Regions from separate parts of the Homo sapiens genome. Here region 2 is linked to region 1. The links are chromatin loops, found by intact Hi-C in ENCODE. Cell type or tissue: chondrocyte. All regions are shown on one strand. Each heading gives the region's core, and the rest is flanking DNA. Links, peaks and the distances in the headings are about the cores only. Region 1 has its middle 4.7 kb from the start of NDRG4. Region 2 holds the start of GOT2 (glutamic-oxaloacetic transaminase 2).

Region 1 (8,325 bases), core at 89-8,088:
CTGGGGCAACTTGGGTTATCACCCTGCTTCAAGGGGCTGCTCCTTCTCCACCCACCAGGGATGAAAATCCCACCTTGCCCACGCAGATACAGGGGGTTTCCCCACATGCTGAAAATGGAGTTTGGGGGCCGGGGGCCAGGGGCCCTGGGCAGATAGCAGGGCCAGGGGTATGGTCAGGCACACACCAGCTCTGCCCTCCCCACCCTCACCCTGCTGCCAGGGGCTCCAGACCACCAGGGAGAGGAAGCGGGGCTAGGAGGCAGCTTGCTGACATTGACATGCCCACCTCCTGTAGACCCACCCGGCCCTCGTTCCCAGAGGCAACCAGTTTGGGGCTTGGCTCTCGGGTCTCTGGGGAGCAGAACACTAGGTCTATCTCAGGCTCCGTGCCCTGTTCTCCTGGGCAGCAAGGATCTGGGTGGCGAGCTCGCCCGAGGCCTGCAGGTGGAGTGAGCAGAGGAGAAGAAAGGCCAAGAAGTGCACAGGAGGAGAGGAAATAGGCCAGAGAGGGAAGCAGAGGAGGGGGCCCAAGGCTGGGAGAGCAGGAGCCACAGAGAGAAGGGGGCTGCTGCGTGCCTATGCTCCCAAATCCATGAAGATTATATGTATTATCGTTGCAACTGCCTGTGCAGTAGGCACTGCTGTTTCTCCCATTTATATATGGAGGCTCAGAGAGGTTGACTGACTTGCCCAAGGTCACACAGCAAAGAAGTGGCAGACCTATGAGTGGGATCAGGGTTTGGCTGGCAAGACCTGACCCTGCCTTGTCTGGCCACGATAACTGCACAACTGCCAGAAAAGGGGCCAACAGTTTGGAGAGGCACACAGACTGCCCCATTTCTCTCCTGCCAGGGCCTGGGCAAGGGTGGGGTCAGGGCACAGAGCCTGAGATAGCCCTAGTGTCCTGCTCCCCAGATACCCGAGAGCCAAGCCCCAAACTGGTTGCCTCCAGGAACAAGGGCCGGGTGGGTCTACAGGAGGTGGGCATGTCAACGTCAGTAGCTGCCTCCTATCCGGCTTCCTCTCCCTGTCTTGCTGAAGAAGGAACACGCCACTCACCCCAGCCCATGCTGATGGCCCTGCATGCTGACTGGCTGCCCTTGGAGAAAGTGGTCATCTCTTCATCTCTGGGTACCTGCTGACCTGGTCGACACCTGCTATGTACACTATTGCTGGTCATGTCCTCTGCCTGGGGGCACCTATTCCATCTCTCACCTCTTACTCTGGAGGCCTAGGGAAGACTGACAGGCCCTGTGCTCCCCAGGGCAGCAGGAAGTAGAATGGGGAGTCCCCCTGGCCCGTCACCTCCTGGCCATGCTCCCCATTCCTGCAGGCACTGTGGCACAGGAAGAGGCTTGGAAAACTGAGGCACAGCCCTGCCCTCTGCCCACAATGCCCTCCCATGTCCCCCAAGGCCCCACCCAATCCTACGCCCACTCCAACCTCTGACCCCTGAGTGGCCTCTCCCCACCTTTGGACCCAGGTGACAAGCTGACCTGCGACACTGCCCACTCCAAGCCACAGCCTCCATGACTGCTCAGCTGTCTGCAAACCCACAGACGTGGGTTTAAGTCCTTCCTGGCCCCCTACCAGCCGGGTGACCTTGGGCAAGATTTTTTTTTTAACCTCTCTGTGTCTCAGGCTTCTAATTGTAAAGCAGGGACTGTGTGCCTTTCTCACCAAGCTGCTGTGAGAATCAGAAAAAACTGCAGAAATCACTCTAGATCTGACCCCACCCCTGCCCAGGTCCTGGCAGGGGAGAAATGAGGCAGCCTGTGTGCCTCTCCAAATTGTTGGCCCTTTTTCTGGTGGTTGTGCAGTTACAGTGGCCAGACAAGGCAGGCTCAGGTCTTGCCAGCCAAACCCAGGTCTTGCCAGCCAAACCCTGGTGCCACTCATAGCTCTGCCACTTCTTTGCTGTGTGACCTTGGGGAAGTCAATCAACCTCTCTGAGCCTCCGTATGTAAATGGGAGAAACAGCAGTGCCTACTGCACAGGCAGCTGCAAGGATAATACATATAATCCTCATGGACCTATGAGAAGGGATGAGGAAACTGAGAGTTGGAGAGGTTAGGTAATTTCCTCACTTGGCTAGTAAGCAGCGGCAGCTACTAGTACCCCAGCACTCTGGGTGGGCCTGAGGTCTCAGAATCAAGAGTGGCAAACACTATGTTCAAATGTCCTCCATGTGCCAGGCTTTCTTGGAGTGCTTTACCCATTCTCTCTATCCCTCTTTTTTTTTCTTCTTCTTCTTTTTTTGGAGACATGGTCTTGCTCTGTTGCCCAGGCTGGAGTGCAATGGTGCAATCTCTGCTCACTGCAACCTCCGCCTCCCGGGTTCAAGCCATTCTCCTGCCTCAGCCTCCCAAGTAGCTGGGACTACCAGCGCCTGCCACCACACCTGGCTAATTATTGTATTTTTAGTAGAGATGGGGTTTCACTATATTGGCAAGGCTGGCCTCAAACTCCTGACCTCAAGTGATGCACCTGCCTCAGCCTCCGAAAGTGCTGAGATTACAGGTATGAGTCACCACACCCAGCCTTTATCCTCTTTTTGGAAAATATTTTTAAGTATGGAAGGCTTCACGAATATGTGGGTCATTCTTGTACAGGGGTCGTGCTCATCTTCTCTGTATCATTCCAATTTTGGTATATGTGCTGCTGGGGCGAGCACTCATTTTCTCTCTTAATACCCTCTTTACAAATGAGGCAAATAAAGCACAGGGAGGTTTGGTAACCTGCCTAACATCACACAGCTAGTGGGCACAGAGCCAGGAACCACACCCAGGCAGTTTGGTGCTAACTCCACACTCTGGTGGCCACTCGTCACGGTCAGCTGAGTGTCCATATGAGGGGCCCATGGGCACCATCGCCTTAGAAACACTCGGGAGGTCCGTGCTGCCTGTCTCCCTGAAAATGCGGTAGACAAATGGAGTGACTTGGGCTGGAGGTCACATGCTTGGAAGTGGCGGGGCCAGAACCTAGGTCTGTCTGGCTCATGTTAGTCCCTCTGCTATACTACCTCCCCCACTGGCTGCCCCCACGGAGGCAGGGGACAGTGACAACGCCTGCCATAGTGAGCAGGAGATAAAATCCCTGCCAGGTCTTGGCCCAGATAACGACCATCCATTCTTGTGGCTGCTTTTCTAAAACAAAAAACGAAAAAAATGCTGCCTCCATGTGGTGTGACAGGAGTGGACAGGAAGGTGCCTTTTAATGCAACCTGCCTTTTACCAAGCAGAGGATCCTGAGAACCGGGGTCCCACACACCCTGGGCCCCGCAACTCCGGGGCTGCAGCTCAGAGGGCTCAGGGGCCAGAGGCAGCTTCGCAGCAGCAGTTGGGAACCCAGAGGTATGGTAGGGTCTCCTCCACGACTCCAGGATTCCCCTCTGCCTGTCCCCCACACCGTGGGCCTGTGTGCTGGGGCTGGCATCAGCACTGTTGGCGTCGGCCTCCCACACTGTGGGACCAGTGTGTTGAGGCACCGGCTGGCTGCTCTGAGATTTTACTTGGCCAACCCCCTCCTCCAGGGCCCATTTGCCTGCATAGCTCATCCTCATTTGCAGCATGGAGGACAAAGAAAATCCCCTGGTGAGCCTGCCCTGATCTCCGGCTGTCCCTTCCCACCAGCCTGGGCCAGCTCCCGACCACTTCCCTCCCATCCCACCTCCTGGGCTCCCATTCACTCCCCACTGCCGGAACCCTAGCCTCTCCTTCCAGCTCCAGAGCCCTTTGTGCTTGGAGATGGCATTCCCGGAGGATCTGAGCACATGTACATTGGCTGCCCTGAAGTCTCCCCTCTCGTCCTTGAAGTGGCGCGTGACCGAGGGACCAGCACACAGGCCCAGATTCTCACACTGATCCTCGCGTTGCTCCCACTGGGGGACGAGCCAAAGGGCAGCCCCGCCTCCGTGTCACCCCTGCATCCAGACCACTTGGCTGGTGCTGTCACGGGGCTTGGAGGCTGACCCAAAACCAGGTCAGGCCCAGGCAAGGACAGAGACTCGGGAGCTGCTTCCACCTTACCAGGAGGAAGGGTCTGAATTGGTTCAGCATGTCGGGATGGCCAGTGGGGCCCCAGAACCCAGCAGGGTTCCCTTGTGTCTGCTGTCAGGCATTTTCCCAGACCCGGAAATCAATGGTCACTGTGGGACTCAGAGGGGAGAAACGACTGGCCGAGTGAGCAACATCATCACCCGGAGGAATAAAAACAAAGGGCGCTTTCAGTTTCCACGGAGAACCTGGCATCAACTAAGGAGGACAGGGTTGTCCTGGCAACAGCTGTCATGGAAACAGGAGCTATTTTAGAGTCAACCTGCCTTTCATTGGAGGAAAATGCTGATTCAGATGACAACATCCCTCACTCTCTTTTCCATTCTCACTCCCCCTAGAGGCCCCGTCTCTTCCCTGCTGCTCGCAGAAGCAGGGCCAGTTCATCTCCCACCCCAGCATCTCTCTGTTAGGCAGGGGGCACACAGAAGGGCTGTGACCCTCCTCTGGGACCTGGCCAGGTGGGGTGAGGGGCTGCCAGCTGTCAGTCCCACATCTTGGGGGTCTGAGCCTTGACCTACCTTCCAGTCTGTGTCTGCAGCCAAGAGGAAGGCATCGGAGCTCTCCTAGGGGAAGGCAAACAGAGGGGGTGGCAAGTTAGGCCCTGGCTGGTCTGGGGAGCCCGTGGGGCCTTAGCAGACTCAATTTCTGTCCCCTAGTCTGTCTTTTCTCTTTTCTTTTCTTTTTTTTTTTTTTTAGAGACAGGGTCTCACTCTATCACCCAGGCTGGAGTGCAGTGGTGCAATCACAGCTCACTGTATCCTCCAACTCCTGGGTTCAAATGATCCTCCTGTCTTGGCCTCCTAAAGCGCTGGGATTACAGGCATGAAACACCGCACCCAGCCCACCAGTCTGTCTCAATGTTAACAAAAGTGACCAAGGGCTCACCGAAGTGCCAGGCATTGGCTACCAAGTACTTGGTGGAGGAGCGTGTGAGCGTCCTCATTAAGGAGGTGTGGATTCCATCTTACAGGCCACAAGGGTGAGGCTCAGAGAGGCTGTCACAGGGCTAGAAAGTGCTGGAATGTCCCACTGCAAATCCTTGCTGTTGGTCACTTTGCCCTTCTGCTCCCATAGATGTTTTTCATGGTCTGACCATCAGGCCACAAGGGTGGAAGGAAGGGAGGGAAGGGGGGAGGTGGGCGTGACTAACATGCCCACTTGTAGGGATGGGGAAGCTGAGGCCCACACAGTGAGGGGGAAAGAGGGACCTTTTCCAATCCACACAAAGTTACAGTGGCAGCTGCTCCCACCTCTCCAGACCTGGTCGCTTTGTGCCTCAGATCACTGGAGCTTACTTCACAGTGAACCGTTTGAGTCTGGCTAGTGCGTGTTCTACCCACCGGACCGCGGGCACCACGAGGGCGGGACCACATCTAGCTGTGCTCTCAGTATGATGCTGGCATGGAAGGGGCTCCCCAGACACAAACAGATCTGGATGAACAATCAGGCTTCACCGATGAGGGGAGAGAGGCTCAAAATGCACCCACAGGTTACGAGGCTGCACAGATGGCTGGGGAGGAGCGGGGGCTGGAACCCCGCGTCTGAGTTGCCAGGCTCTCCCTGAGGCCGAGGGGCCCACAGACACTCTGCGGGGGCCTGGCTCTGGCTGTGCGACTCACCCACTCTGGGTCCCCGTCTCCCCATCTGTACAACAAGACAGCTGGCCAGCTCAGACTCGGGCCACTTTCAGGCCTGGTGAGGGAAACTAATCAGGGACCAGCACACGTCCAGGTAAAGGAGAACTCACAGGTTCTGCCTTGCCTTCCCCTGCGTCTGCCTAGAAACCTCTCTGCCCCGCTCTGCGAGGCTGTGAACTCCCGGGCAGCTCACTCAGCCTCCGAGCCTCAGTGTTGTGAGGATTAGAGGAGAAGCTCAGTGTTGCCCATCGTTCTGCCCTTTGTATCCCAGCACTGGACTGTGCCTGCTACAGATCCTCCTAAGGAATAAATACATGGATTGGCCAGGCATGGTGGCTCATGCCTGTAATCCCAGCACTTTGGGAAGCTGAGGCGGGCAGATCACCTGAGGCCAGGAGTTCGAGACCAGCCTGGCCAACGTGTCAAAACCGTGTCTCTACTAAAAATACAAAAATTAGCTGGGTGTGGTGGCACATGCCTGTAATCCCAGCTGCTAGGGAGGCTGAGGCAGGAGAATCACTTGAACCTGGGAGGCAGAGGTTGCAGTGAGCTGAGACTGCACTACTGCACTCCAGCTTGCGTGATAGAGTGAGACTCTGTCTCAAAAACAAACAAACAAACAAAAACAAACCACGGATGACTGAGACAGTCACATGAGAAATAGGGTGCCACAGGAGGATGAGGGAAGCAGTCAGCTAGGTAAGTACAAGGAGGAAAATGACCCCAAATCACAGGAGTGGAAAGCAGAAGAATGAAACCAGTATTTCTGCCATTTTTCCCAAAATAAGGAAGAGTTCAGCCACCTGCATTCCAGCAGGCCAGGTGGTGGAGAAAAATCAGAGGGCACTAGGGGTTCCCATGCCCAAAGGGGAAAGCCAGGCTTTGGGCTGCCTGCGACTGTCACATAGAGAATGGCCACACCCACTTGGGCTTCTTCTGCAGATTCGTTCCAGGCCTGTGGTGGCTCTGCAGGGAGGAGGGAAGGAGAGGAGGGAAAGGATGGGGCTGGAGGGGGAGGACAAGGGCCTGGGGCTGATCATGAATCTCTCACTCAAAGACCTTGCACAAGCGGGCTGAGGAGAAGGAAGGGGAGATGTCTATACTCGGGACCTTAAGAGGGCAATTATCTCAGAGAAGGACAGAGGCGGCAGTTTTGTTACAAGCAAAAGCTAACAAAAAAGAAGGCCGGGCGTGGTCACTCACACCTGCAATTCCTGCACTTTGGAAGGCCGAGGCAAGAGGATCACTTGAGCCCAGGAGGTCCAGGCTGCAGTGAGCTAAGATTGTGGCACTACACTCCAGACTGGGTGACAGGGCGAGACTGTCTGTCTGTCTCTCACACACACACACACACACACACACACACACACACACACACACACACACACACACACACACACGGTGGAGCAGATAATGGCAGGGTGTGCTGTATGCTCTCTGGGTCTGGGGGCCCCAGGAGATGAAGGGTGTGGGAGGGGAAGGACTCAAAAGCCAAGAAAATGCAGGAAGAATAGAAGCCCATGCAGAGGCCCCTGAAGTCCCGTGGGAACAGGGTGAGCACGAGGAGGAGAACAGGTGGCAGTGCGGGCCCAGCTGAGGGAGGCAGAGGAGTGGTGTGTGGGAGGCAGGATGGGGACATAGGAGCAGAGGAACCCAGACAGGCCAGGCACTGGAGTCTCCAAAGGCAAAAGCCAGGCTCCAGCAGTGGGCGGGCAGGCTGTGAGTAGATGTGTGGAAATCCTCACTTCCCACTGGACTGAAAGAATTTGCACCTGGCAAATGGCAGAACATTTAAAAAGTGAACAGGGTGCCAGGTGAAGTGGCTCACGATTGTAATCCCAGCTACTTGGGAGGCTGAGGTGGGAGAAATGCCTGAGGCCAGGAGTTCGAGACCAGCCTGGGCAACATAGAAAGATCCCATGTCTCTACAAAATAGAAAAATGAGACAGGCATGGTGGTGCATGCCTGTAGTCCCAGCTACTCAGGAGGCTGAAGTAGGAGGATCACTTGAGCCCTCTCTAACCTCCCTGAAGGAGGAGGCTGTTATGGTCACACCCCTTGCACTCTAGCCTGGGTGCCAGAGCCAGACTTATCTCTAAACAAAAAATAAATAAAAAGTGAAAAGGATGGGGCTGGGCACAGTGGATCATGCCTGTAATCCCAGCACTTTGGGAGGCCAAGGCGAGCCAATCACCTGAGGTTGGGAGTTTGAGGCCAGCCTGACCAACATGGAGAAACTCCATCTCTACTAAAAATACAAAATTAGCCGGGTGTGGTGGCTCATGCCTGTAATCCCAGCTACTTGGGAGGCTGAGGCAGGAGAATCACTTGAATTGGGGAGGCGGAGGTTGTGGTGAGCTGAGATCGCGCCATTGCATTCCAGCCTGGGCAACAAAAGCAAAACTCTGTCTTAAATAAAATGAAAAAAAAAAAAGTGAAAAGGATGGATGCTTTCAGCACTGCAGCTGGAAAAGGAGAATCGTCTGTGAGCGCCACAGCCTGAGAGAGCCAGACTAGCTCTTGAAGACAGAGAGAGGGGGTAGGACTGCATGGGGTGCCACGCTGCAGCATCCAGGAGGCTGTGTCGGGTGTGGGGTGGGGCTTTATTTATTTAGAGACAGAGTCTTACTCTG
Region 2 (8,317 bases), core at 318-8,317, 240 kb before region 1:
CAAGTAATTAATAGTAGGGTTGGAAATATGAGGTGCGTGGGTGAAAAAGCCCAGGGCAATGGCCAGAAGGGGCAGGTCCACAGAAAAGGGGGGTGGAGGGAGACTGGGGAGGTAGACAGCCAGGACAAGGAAGATAATCAGGAGGGGCATAGGCCATGTCTTTTCCTTCCTTCCTCCTCCACATACCACATTACCTCAGTCCTTTAAAGTTCAGATCAAATGTCACCTCCCCCATGAAGGCCTCCCTGATTTCCACAGCTGACATTGAGCCTTTCCTCCTCTGTGCTCCCCTGGCTCACTCTCTCCTCCATCTGATCTTTGCCACACTCTGCCTCCTCCTATTTTAACTTCCCCCCCACCCCTCGCCCCCTGACAGCGTCTCACTCTGTTGCCCAAGCTAGAGTGCAGTTGCACAATCTCGGCTCACTGCAACCTCTGCCTCCCAGGCTCAAGCAATCCTCCCACCTCAGCCTCCCAAGTAGCTGCAACTACAGGCGCACACCACCACACCTGGCTAATTCTTGCATTTTTTTTTGTAGAGACAGGGTCTCACTATGTTGCCTAGACTGGTCTAGACCGGTCCTGGACTCAAGCAATTTTCCTGCTTCAGCCTCCCAAAGTGCTGGGATTACAGGCATGAGCCATTGCACCTGGCCCATATTTTAACTCTTTTAAAAGTTAACTGGTGTACGTCCTTTGCACTCCAGCTGCTTTGAATGGAGATGTGATGGATGAAGCTATGGCTACTATCTTGGACCACTGGGAGTCAACCATACTTTAGGGAGGGCGGGGCGAGGATCTGGAAGGACTTGACTTCCTAAGGACTCTGGGTCAGAAATGCCACCCCAACCCTGGACTGCCTATCTCCAGATTTTTATGTGAGAAAGATATATATGTTAAGTCAATTATTCGGGGTCTCTGTTAACTGCAGACAACCCCAATTTTAACTAAAGCATTGGGAATTATTTCTGACTCCTTTTCTACCTTTCTCTGCATCTAATCACCAAATCCATCTGATTCTACCTCCTTGATATGCCCCAGATCTGTAACCTTTTCTACATCACTGTTACCTCTACCTGAACTCAGGCAATCAGAATTTCTTGCCTGGATTCCTGTGTAAACCTTCCTTCTACCTAGTCTCCCCACTGTAGGGTTGTTCCTTCCAATCCACCTTTCATATCAGGAACTCAAATTAGCATATATACATATGTATATGTGTGTATATATATATATGTATATGTGTATATGTATGTATATGTGTGTATATATATGTATATGTGTATATATATACACACACAAAAAACTATATGCACACACACACATATACACACATACAGAAAAGTACAGAATCCAATGTGACAAATACTCAACCCCAAAATGGTGACAATTGTTAATCTGATCTGTATTTTTTCTTTTTTTCTTTTTTTTTTTTTTTTTTGGAGTCAGAGTCTTGCTCTGTGCCCAGGCTGGAGTGCAGTGGCACAATCTAGGCTCACTGCAACCTCTGCCTCCCAGGTTTAAGCGATTCTCCTACCTCAGCCTCCTGGGTAGCTGGGACTATAGGCACGCGCCACCACATCTGGCTAATTTTTGTATTTTTAGTAGAGACGGGGTTTCACCATGTTGGCCAGGCTGGTCTCTAATTCTTGACCTCAGGTGATCCGCCCGCTTTGGCCTCCAAAGTGCTGGGATTACAGGCGCGAGCCACCGTGCCTGCCTCTTATCTATAATTTTTATGAAGCTAATATGACAAAGTTGTCTCCTTCCCTCCACAAGGGCAAATACGCTCATGCCCTCCTAATCCTGTATTGAACCATATCCTTGGCATATTTTTTCAAACTTTTACATACATTTATGAATAAATGTATGTTATGGTTTTGTGTATTTTAAAAATATTGTCTAAGTGGCACCATATTATATGTATAATTCTATAGCATGTTTATGTTTTTGAGGTCTATCCATGGTGACATCTATTGAGTTCATTCACGTTAGTAGTTCTGTAATGCTCCATCATGAGACTGTAGCAGAACATCCATCTCTTCCTCCATCGATGGGCGACTAGGTTGTTCCCTGTTTTGCTTTTATAAACAATGCTTTACTGACAGCCTTAAAAATGTGTGAGAAGATCTCTAGGGTTTATACCTGGACATGTAATTGTTTTGGGAATAGTAGTTGTTATGTGTTGAAATGTGCCCCCAAAAAAGATACGTTTAAGTTCTAACCTGGGGAACCCATTAATGTGATCTATTTGAAAATAGGGTCTTTACAGATGTAATCAGGCGAAGATGAGGCAATTAAGATGCACCCTACCCCAATATGATTGGTGTCCTTAAAAGAAGAGAAGAGACAGACAGGGAGAGAACACTGTGTGACACCAGAGGCAGAGATTAGTGATGCCTCTAACAGCATACGAATGCCCAGGAGTGCAGACAATTGCCAGAAGCTAGGAGAAGCATGGAACAGAGTCTCTGAGACCCCATAAGGCACAAACCCTGCCAATACCTTGATTTTTGATTTTGGGCCTCCAGAATTGTGAGTGAATAAATTTCTGTTGTTTTAAACCACCCAATTCATGGGGATTTGTTACAGCAGTCTGAGCAAACTGATGTACTGGTATGTTTGAAATTCTTGTTTCTTGGTGCTGTAAAGAAATAGCACTTGAACATAAATTTAATTTCCTCAGCAAGGCCATCTTTATACTTTCGGCAGAAAGGGTACACTCGACAGCAGTTTTGCCATGAGAGTACACCAAACAAAGGAGACAAGGTCACTTATAACCTGATACATCCACCTTGCTGCTGTGTCCGGTTTTCATTGGCTGGAACAGGTCCTCACATTTTGTATTTGTTCTGATTGGCTAGCAACTTAGAACTTTTTAAAAGAGGCAAAGGCAGAGGAGAGCAAAGGAAGGAGGAAGTAACTTGTGGAATGCTGAGAAAGGTAAAAACACCTTCAAATAAGGAAGAGGAACAGGCTATGACCTAATGCTTGCTTGGACCAGTATAAGCATGCCAGGGCAAATATTTAGGCTAAATGGTGGCAGCTAGGAACATAAAGTACATTGATTTCTTTATTATGGCTAGCAGATATTTAAGACTGTTAGTACAGGTCTTTGAATACATTTTGTTTTTAAGAGAAGTTACTATTTATTTCTAATTAGACAGGGAGGAAAGTCTTTAAAGAAGAATCTCTACTTTACTTTTCACAGGTAGAATCCCAAGTCATGGCCTATAGGCGCATAGGTCAAGGTCATATGAGAGCATAAGGGTCTGAGACAGTAAATTGGAGCTGGGCCGGAAGGACCTAGAATGTGGCCCTAAGTAGGGGTTTAGACTTTACCATTCAGGCAACGTGGAGCCACAGAGGAGATATTAAATTGCCAAGGTACACAGTTCTATCTCGGTTTTATTTTATTTATGTATGTATTTATTTATTTATTTAGAGCCAGCGTCTCACTCTGTTACCCAGGCTGGAGTGCAGTAGCGCAATCCTGGCTCACTGCACTCTTTTTTTTTTTTTTTTTTTGAGTCGGAGTCTGGCTCTGTTGCCCAGGCTGGAGTGCAGTGGCGCGATCTTGGCTCACTGCAAGCTCCGCCTCCCGGGTTCATGCCATTCTCCTGCCTCAGCCTCCCGAGTAGCTGGGACTACAGGCGCCCGCCACTATGCCCGGCTACTTTTTTTTTGTATTTTTTTAGTAGAGAGAGGGTTAGCCAGGATGGACTCGATCTCCTGACCTCGTGATCCGCCTGCCTCGGCCTCCCAAAGTGCTGGGATTACAGGCGTGAGCCACCGCGCCCGGCCTGCACTCTTGAATTAATGGGCTCAAGCAATCCTCCCTCCTCAGCCTTCTGAGTAGCTGGAACAGGCACGCAACACCACATCCTGCTAATTTTTTTTTATTTTTTTAAGAGATGGGGGTTTCATCTTGTTACCCAGGCTGGTCTCAGACTCTTGTTTTCATGCTATCCTCCTGCCTCAGTCTACCAAAGTGTTGGGTTTACAGGCATAAGCCAACACACCGGGCCCCTACCTTGGTTTAAGAGACGAGTATCAGAGAAATAGACTACACATGAGAAAGACTCGTTTGACTTGTGGATGTGTCTGAAATTCATTTGCTTTTTCCTTTAAAACCGATTCATTTCCTTCAAAACCGATTCATTTCCTTCCACAAACAGTTATCAGGATTTGACATACACGAGTTTGTCATTAATGACCATGGGTTATTTTGTGCTTACTAAATCAGGCCCTGTTTTAGACATAATCTGCTAATCTTATTAATCCTCACAACTGCCCCACAAAATACACATGCGACCCTCTCCATAAAAGGGATAAGGAAGCCAGGTGCGGTGGCTCATGCCTGTAATCCTAGCAGTCTTGGGAGACTGAGACGGGCAGATCACTTGAGATCAGGAGTTTGAGACCAGACTGGTCAACATGGTGAAACCCCCGTCTCTACTAAAAATACAAAAATTAGCCGGGCGTGGTGGTGGCACCTGTAACCCAGCTACTCGGGGAGCTGAGGCAGGAGAATCGCTTGAACCTGGGAGGCAGAGGTTGTAGTGAGCCGAAATCACGCCACTGCACTCCAGCCTGGGTGACAGAGTGAAACTCCATCTCAAAAAAAAAAAAAAAAAAAAAAGGGTGGGGGATAAGGAAACATTCAGGAACGACGTGACATGACTTGTGCTTAGGGAAACTATTAGGGTTGAAAGTAAGGCCACCTTGGGTCCTAATGGCTGTAAGGCATCAGACAAAATACGTCAACTATGTCAGCCTACATTTTCTCATCTTTCAAACTGCCATAACAGCAGCCACCTCTTCGGCCGGCCAGGCCTGGCCCAGCTGGATTAAATGAATGAAGCGCAGCAAGGGCTGGGCGTAGGTAAACTGTGCAGTCATCCTCTTCCACGACCTCCGCTGAGCCCACGCCGCTCCGCCCGCCGGCCGCCAGGGATCGCTGTGACGTGGCTCGGGCCCAGCACGCGGCCGCTCTGGCCCAGGGAAGTCCCTGTCCTTACCTTCAGCAGGAGCCGGTTCCCTGTGTGTGTGTCCGCTCGCCCTCTGCTCCGTCCTGCGGCTGCCCACTGCCCTCCTACGGTCCACCATGGCCCTGCTGCACTCCGGCCGCGTCCTCCCCGGGATCGCCGCCGCCTTCCACCCGGGCCTCGCCGCCGCGGCCTCTGCCAGAGCCAGGTAAGCCAAGGGAAACGGAGATGGAGCCAGGGCGATGGCCCTGCCCCGCCGAGCTGCGAGCACCCCAGGACATTCACCCCTCCCGGCCCCCAAATACACACTGTCACTCACACGCACACACACACACTTTTCTGCCACCCCCTCGGCTTTCCCTTACTGGGGACTGAGGATTGAGCGTCCGTGCCCCACAGTGATCCTCAGGATCCCACATCCCTCTGGTCCCCGCACTGGGCCCTGCAGGAAGGCGTGCAACGCAATCCCTAGGGAAAGGAAGTGTGGCCCTCGGCGGTTGCCGGACTCCCATTCAGTGGGAGGGGTGCGGATAGTACTGGGGCAGCGGCGCCGGGTAACGACCGTGCCCTTGATAGGGTGCCCTGGGGGCGGCGGGCGCACCTGTCCTGGCCCCCGGCCCGCCCGAGTCGGTGGGCCGGCGGCGGCTGGCTGCCGCGTGTGTGCCCTGGGCGGGAAGAGCGCGAGAGGAAGGTTTCCGGGGCGCCGGCATTCGGGCCTCGCTTTCCTTCCCGCACCTGCGACCTTGGCGTGCGGCATTCTCCTGACCTTGCGACCCCCCGAGGTCCCTGTGACCCCGGGGCCCGTTTGGCCTTTGCTTGGGAAAGGGTCGAGGTGTAGTGTGTCTCTTTTTTTGTTTTGTTTTGTTTTTTCCTTATTGCCCCTAAGGAGGTCCGGTTGCAGGGAGGCTATCAATCTTCCTCTCCATCTCCCTGTGCTCTTTCATTCAGTAAATATTTCGTAACTGCAGTTTCTCAGAGCCAGGCTCTGGACCAGATGCCAACGATACAACTGTGAACAAGGCGAGGGAAGGACAATGACAAATGGTCATTGCTCAAAAAATGACAAACGTAATTTCGTACTGTGGCGTGTATAATAGTATGGAGGGAAATTTCAGAGCTTGAAACGAGCTCTAGTAATTCATTCCCAGTGGAGACCGGAGCCAGAAGATTAATTCAACTCAAGAAGCCGATTTGGAGCACTCTCCTTAAGCACTACCTTAATAAGGAACTGAGTTTTAAAACCACCCCCAAGCAGGTATTAACTGCAAGGAGCAAAGCGTAGCTTGGCCTTTCGTTTGAATGTATGCTCTGTGTCTTTCAGCCAGCAGAACTATCTGTCCTTTCCAAGGCCCCACAGCCTTGGCAGTACAGTTTTGCCCAGGCTTCGCACTTTTTTCTCTTCCTGACTTGGCTCCTTCCTGGCCCACTGTCAACGTGTGCTCTTTAAGTCTGCCTACCTAGTGGGCCAGAGCCAGGAGGAGTTATTTATGCAACAAATTTGGAAAACCAAAGGAGTGCTTAAAATTTCCGTCAAGAGAAAGTATGTTTCCCTATTGCAGTAATCTTAAAATAATACCTTGTTTTATGGATTTGGCTAGATCACCTGAAGCTCTAGTGCTTGGTGAAAATCCCTTGGGGTCAGGGTTAGTCATTCTTTCAGTTTGAGAGTCTGACTCATTTTTCTTTTCTGTATTTTTCTTACTAGAATGTAAGTTCCATGAGAGCGGAGACTTTACCTACTTTATATTCACTGTTACATCTCAGCACTATTAACAGTTGCTGGCATGTCTCTTATATTGGATATTTTTATTTTAAGCCCTGATTTTTCACGTAATGCAACGGAAACAAATACAGTATGACATTTTAATGTTGTATCTTAGATCAAAATCTGAACATAGGCTGGTCCAAGTGTAATGGTGTTTACAACTAATTGATCATAACCAGTTACAGATTTTATTGTTCCTTCTCTCGACTAATCTTACACAGGGGAACCACAGTGCTGCAAAATATGTACCAAAAAAAATTCCCTTTTTTTTTTTCTTTAAATACAGGGTCTCACTGTGTTGCCCAGGCTGGAGTGCAGTGGCACAATCATGGCTCACTGCAGCCTGACCTTCCAGGCTCAAGTGGTCCTCCTGCTTCAGCCTCCCAAGTAGCTGGGACTGCAGGCATACACCACCACACCCAGCTAATTTTTTATTTTTTGTAGAGACAGAGTCTCCCTGTGTTGGTCTCAGACTCCTCCCACATCAGCCCCGCAAAGCGCTGGGATTATAGGCTAAGCAACCCCACCTGACCAGAAAATAAATTCTTGAAATAGTTGAGCACCTAATGTTGAGGAATTACTCTTCAGATTTAAATAATGATACCTGATTAGGTGACAGAATCAGATGCCATATTTGGCATGAAGGTTAACTCTTCAGGCAAGATCAGACTTCCCTCCTTACACTGTGGAAGTGATCTTTACCTAGCTCCAAATGGTAAAAGTGGAAAATACTTAAACTGAATTCATCGACATTTCTATTTAAATGGCTCATTCTAATACAATAAAACCTTGTCTGTTGTTATTCTGAAGAACTGAGGATTTATCCAATGGCATACTTGGAACTCTTTGTAAATATGTGGAACTCTTTGTAAGTTCAAGTGTATCATTTAGCTAAACACTGCGAATAAAACTTTCTCTTGTTGACTTGTACTGTAAATGTATAGTGACATGAGATCAGACATAGTTGCAGTTCAATGAAGAAAAAAAAAGATGCTAATGTATTTTGATTTATAATGATTTGCTTTTAATTATTTAATTCTGATTATTTACTTTTTGGTGAAATAACTGAGCAGGTCTCGTGAGACTTTAAAAATGCAGTGTGCAACTGTGGTACCATAACCATTGGTTAAAAGATCACAGACCAGGCACAGTAGCTCACACCTGTAATTCTAGCACTTTGGGAGGCTGAGGCAGGTGGATTGCTTGAGCTCGGGAGTTCTAGACCAGCTGGGCAACATGGCAAGACCCCGTCTCTACATAAAATACAAAAATTAGCCGGGCATGGTGATGTGCACCTGGAGTCCCAGCTACTTGGGAGGCTGAGGTGGGAGGGTCGCTCGAGCCTGATCGCTTGAGAGGTGAAGAGTTGCAGTGAGCCCGCTGATCACGCCGCTGCACTCCAGCCTGAGCAACAAAGCAAGACTGTGTCTCAAAAAAAAAAGATCACAGCTGTGCTATTGTCTCTGCCATTTTTAGCTCTGTGATTGTGGGCAAGCTAATTAACTTCCCTTCTGATTTTAAAGTAAGAAGAATGTGAGGAAAAGCAGTTTAAAAACTGTAAAACTTT

Evidence for each region. Peaks named below come from ENCODE experiments on the same cell type or tissue, not always from the same donor. Only the 100,000 strongest peaks of a DNase experiment are listed, where the experiment ranks them.
Region 2: a loop joins it to region 1, with 2.4 times the contacts of the local background. A loop is called at or near these places in 2 of 110 quality-filtered maps.

The regions. Positions count from the first base shown.
Region 1 is chr16:58,491,257-58,499,581 of GRCh38, reverse strand. It overlaps a transcript of NDRG4 not described here and the pseudogene RNU6-103P. Among named protein-coding and RNA genes, the nearest start is that of NDRG4, 4.7 kb to the left of the region's middle. RefSeq lists enhancers at 2,840-3,395, 3,396-3,951 and a silencer at 6,563-6,857. In chondrocyte, for the core only: CTCF peaks have their summits at 4,216 and 4,419 (motif pointing left); DNase peaks (open chromatin) are centred at 141, 931, 5,513, 7,321 and 2 weaker places.
Region 2 is chr16:58,731,016-58,739,332 of GRCh38, reverse strand. It overlaps GOT2 (glutamic-oxaloacetic transaminase 2), which reads left to right and starts at 5,017. Exons shown (of 10, transcript NM_002080.4): 1 at 5,017-5,193. The coding sequence starts at 5,105. RefSeq lists enhancers at 4,893-4,972, 4,672-5,290 and silencers at 5,413-5,502, 5,603-5,692. In chondrocyte, for the core only: CTCF peaks have their summits at 4,718 and 4,943 (motif pointing right); DNase peaks (open chromatin) are centred at 5,262 and 5,412.